2 separate regions of the Mus musculus genome follow, and region 2 is linked to region 1. Evidence: chromatin loops called from intact Hi-C (ENCODE). Cell type or tissue: left cerebral cortex. All regions are shown on one strand.

Evidence for each region. Peaks named below come from ENCODE experiments on the same cell type or tissue, not always from the same donor. Only the 100,000 strongest peaks of a DNase experiment are listed, where the experiment ranks them.
Region 2: it touches region 1 in a loop (4-fold over the local background); 9 of 42 quality-filtered maps call a loop at or near these places.

Annotation. Positions count from the first base shown.
Region 1 is chr17:17,748,027-17,750,526 of GRCm38, forward strand. No RefSeq gene overlaps it. Among named protein-coding and RNA genes, the nearest start is that of Vmn2r90, 45 kb to the left of the region's middle. In left cerebral cortex, a CTCF peak has its summit at 1,516 (motif pointing left); a DNase peak (open chromatin) is centred at 1,524.
Region 2 is chr17:17,653,024-17,655,523 of GRCm38, forward strand. No RefSeq gene overlaps it. Among named protein-coding and RNA genes, the nearest start is that of Lnpep, 30 kb to the left of the region's middle. In left cerebral cortex, no CTCF peak of the experiment used is centred here; a DNase peak (open chromatin) is centred at 1,388.

The DNA of each region.
Region 1 (2,500 bases):
ATGAAATTCTGCATCTTTTGTTCTAACATCTTATCCAAGGTTTCCTCTAACCCTTTTCCTAAGGCTTATAATTTTTATCTAGAGCTTTGTCTCCTGAGAAGATAAGCTACTTAATATTGTAATAATTATAACTGTCAACTTCTTTTAAATCCATCCCTGTTCATTCATTCAAAATATCCTTCATAAAATCCAAAGGTATTTAGTGTTTCTCCTTTTCTTTCTTTTTTATTGTATATTCTATTTATTTACATTTTAAATGTTATCCCTTTTCCCAATTCCCACCCCCAGGAAACCCCTAATCCCATCCCTCTTTCTCCTGCTTCTATGAGGGTGTACACCCACCCACTCCTCGAATTTTGCAACACTTTTATCGTTCAGATTAGGGTTTTTTGTTGTTGTTGGGTTTGTTGTTTTTTTGTTTGGTTTCTGTTTTGGTTTTATTTCTTGGGGGGGGGGTTGTTTCTTTTTCTTTTTTCTTTTTTTCTTTTTTTGTTTTTTGTTTTTTGTTTTTTTGAGACAGGGTTTCTCTGTATAGCCCTGGCTGTCCTGGAACTCACTCTGTAGACCAGGATGGCCTCAAACTGAGAAATCTGCCTGCCTCTGCCTTCCAAATTCTGGAATTAAAGGCGTGTGCCACTACTGACCAGCTGAGATTAGTTTTCTTTTTTTCTTTTAATTTTTTTATTAGTATTTATTTCATTTACATTTCCAATGCTATCCCAAAAGTGCCCCACATGCTCCCCCACCCACTCCCCCACCCTCCCACTCCCACTTCTTGGCCCTGGTGTTCCCCTGTACTGAGGCATATAAAGTTTGCACGACCAATGGGCCTCTCTTTCCACTGATGGCCGGCTAGGCCATCTTCTGATACATATGCAGCTAGAGACACGAGCTCCAAGGGGTACTGGTTAGTTCATATTGTTGTTCCACCTATAGTGTTGCAGATCCCTTTAGCTCCTTGGTTACTTTCTCTAGCTCCTCCATTGGGGGACCTGTGATCCATCCAATAGCTGACTGTGAGCATCCACTTCTGTGTTTTCTAGGCCCCAGCATAGTCTCACAAGAGACAGCTATATCTGGGTCCTTTCAGCAAAATCTTGGTAGTGTATGCAATGGTGTCAGCGTTTGGAAGCTGATTACCGGATGGATCCCCGGATATGGCAGTCTCTAGATGGTCTATCCTTTCGTCTCAGCTCCAAACTTTGTCTCTGTAACTCCTTCCATGGGTGTTTTGTTCCCAATTCTAAGAAGGGGCAAAGTGTCCACACTTTCGTCTTCTTTCTTCTTGAGTTTCATGTGTTTTGCAAATTATGTCTTGGGTATTCTAAGTTTCTGGGCTAATATCCACTTATCAGTGAGTACATATTGTGTGAGTTCTTTTGTGATTGGGTTACCTCAGTCAAGATGATGCCCTCCAAGTACATCCATTTGCCTAGAAATTTCATAAATTCAAGTATCTGAAAATTATCTTGTTTCCTGATCCAGAGCTTGTTGTACCTTTGTCTCCCTCTGCTGTTCAGCTCGGGAAATTGCAGTTCACTTTTGGACTATCCTGCCTTTTCCTGCTGCATTTGCACACCAATCTCAGTTGGTAGAGCCCGTCTGACTGTCTTGCATCCTGTTTAGACTTGGGGGAAAATCAGGGTAAGCCTGCAAGGGAAGGCTCCCTGGAGCAAAGATGCCCAGATAAGCTCGCTATGCCTGTGAGAAAGCTTTAGAACGTTAAATACTGTTTGCCAGCTGTCAAATCTCAGCTGTCAACAGCCGTTCTACAGGAATATCACCCCTGAGTCCTTGGTCCTTGGTCCTTCTTATAGGCTCCAGGAACGCCCAGCCACGTTGTGACTTGACGAGGGAGCTTTTCAGTAGCTCTCTGTAAACCGTTTAAACTCACTCAGTGATTATTTTATCCAGGGCTGCAGTTTTAAAGCACGGACCTAGCTGTTTATTTATTTATTTATTTATTTTTAGTGGGAGGGAGGACTTTTATCTCAGATTAGAGGGTTCCAAGGGAGACATTGGTGCACCAGTTGTTGCAGTAATTTTCACCCCCAATAAACCCGTATTAAAAACACACACTTCAGTTATTAAATTTATAAGCTATAAGTCTAGATCAGGCAGCACTATCACCACACCAAACTATCTCCCAGCTATGATACCCTTGCTCCATATTCTCTTCCTCCTCTCTCTTTCAGACCTCCCATCCCATTTTTAACCTATGCTGCCCAATCACAGGCTCTAGCCTTTATTTGATCAGTAAAAATCGTGAAAAGATTCACATATCACTATGTGAATTTGAATTTGAAGACCTCTCAAACATACAGCTTGGTAGAATTAACATTGTGAAAAAAGACCTTCCTACCAAAACAATTTACTGATTCAGTGAAATCACAATCAACATCCTCATCTCATTCTTCACATAAATACAAAGAAAATCCTCAAATTGATATAGAACAACAAAAGACCCAGACTAGCAATTAGTCCTAGATAACTGTTTGTT
Region 2 (2,500 bases), 95 kb before region 1:
TGGAACAAAATAACCCTGTAACTAAATCACAATCAGGCAGGAAACAAGCCAGCAACTGTGGACCAGGAACAAGTTGAACAAGTAACCTGTGTTAGCTATAAAAACTTAAAATCAATGTTGGTTACCCCTGTTTATTATCATTATCATTATTATTCTTCCACACACTGTTGGCACTGATGTCTTCCCACTAGGTTTTCCCCATACGTGTGCACTTTGATCACTACAATTCACACAAAAATGTTTTCATTATTTAGAAAATACTTTATAAGTTTTTGTAACCAGACTCACATAGATAAAACCTTACATATTTCATACATTGTGTTAACCTTGTACAAATGGAAAAAAATTAAGTTCAACATTTCGAGACCAATATGGCTGTTAATTTCTTTACAATGCCAACTCAACACAGTAAACTGAGAACTTTTTTCCAAAGTTAACAGCACAGCTAAAGGTTCAAAAATTCAAATTATATATACGTATGTACATATATTATACATATATTACATATATAAAAATTTATACATATATATATAGAGAGAGACCAGTAATAGCACTATGTATAAAAAAACCCGTCAATACAGCAGCAACAACTTTTCCAGATTCTGCAGTCATTTGAACAAAATTGTAGAGACATTAAGCACACTTTATTAAAAAAAAGTAAAAAAACAAAACAAAACTGCAGAAAACAGCACAGTTCTGTTATTCTTGTGGTGCCTGGCACCACTTTCTGTTATTCTTGTGGTGCCTGGCACCACTTTTTTTTTTTTTTTTAATTAGCTTCTCAATAATTATCTGGAAAGAGAACATTTTGAGCAACATCATTAAAAACAGCTCTGACAAAGCACAGTCACTACTACGTATCATAAAGCAGGTGCAGGCTTGTTTACACTCACAGAGGTATGATACGGTACTGTCCTACATCTATAATACTAGAGGGTACAGAGGAGTTGAGACTTGATTCTACTTTTCCAGCAGAGGGCCCAAAGGATGGTGTGACACTGCTCTGTAAAGGAACACACTCTTAGAGTTCCTTTCACTAGCAGCACAACTCTAAGAATTCATTCTCTCTGTGAATGTCAGCTAAAAACCGTTATTAAAAAAATGAAATATCCCTAAATCAAAACTGTATAACCACTGGATTCATATGAAGATGACTTAGCGGAGACAAGCTGGACTTCACCTTACCAACATGTTATCAAATCTGTTATGTTTAAATGGTGAGACCTCCAAGGAAGGAGATGCCAAGTAGTGCTTCAAAACTTTGGACCACAATCAAACCCAGCATCATTTTAAATAGAAGCAGAAGCCATATGTTGCTCATCTGAATATATTCAAGGAAGCTGACATCAATATTTAATCATCTGCTCACTCATCCAGGAAGAAGGGGAGATCAATCAGTTACCACTTTATTGTGTTCAGCAGAATCACCATTTTACAAAAATGGCAAGCTGCCATAATAAAAGATAAGACTCCTCTATCCAGCATCAGTTAGCATCATTTTACTTTCAAGCCTAGAAAAGCCATACACACATCCAAAGAACACGAGGGAGCAAAAGAACTACAGCTGCTGTATTAATGGGCCCACCCAGTGTCCAGCTGAGCAACTCTCTCTTCCTACTTGTGGTGTTTCGTGCTCCATAGGACTATACTGTATGCACACTTGTAATATAAACCAACTGAAGATGCAAATGTTACACAGGAGGTGCGAGCCTGTGGAGCCTCATTGTAATTGGTGTAGCAGCTCTGTCAGTGTAAAATGCTCTATGCCCCTTGTGTGTCTCACAGGATAATGTCACAGATCACTTTACCCCTGACCACCCGCTCCCAATAAACCACAACCTTCATGAGATTTTGTTCCTTTGGTTTTGATCGCCTAAGGTTTGATTGGTCCAGTTCTAACAAGTTTGGTGGTTATGGTGGATGCAGGGGGTGGCTTTTCTTCTACGTTTTCCTGGCAGGTACCAGGAGGGTCAGAATTTCAGGTTTACTTAAATCACTGTCCACTCTCTGGGCTTTGCCTCCTATCTGTTTTCTCTGTTGCTGTTCAGAGAAAAACCGCTGTGTGGACTGAAGAACCTCTGCTCTCTGCTTTGCCAACACCTAGGACTAAATGTCTTGTGGCTGAGTCCTCTTCCCACAGCTTTCTTCTGGGTGCAAACTGTGCAGGAAACGGCTGTGCCATTCTCACTGTGGCAGGGGCTGACTGGAACGGTTTCTGATACACAACGCTGGTCTTTTTGCTAGACTGGCAGTTTGGATTTGTTGATGTAGACATGAATGGACTAGACGCTGGCGGAGTGCTCCGATCACCAAGTGGAGGTGTTCCTGGCTTGATATCAGCGCCACTCCCAAAGGCTTTTTTTTTTTTTTTTTGTTCAGACATTTTTCTTGCAGTTGCCTGTCAGGGGCCAGCCCCAATGGGGGTGGGGTGGGGCCGGAGTTCTTTCTTTTTTGGTTCTTATTGAGGTAGCTGAGGGGAAGAGCATCTTACGAAATTCTG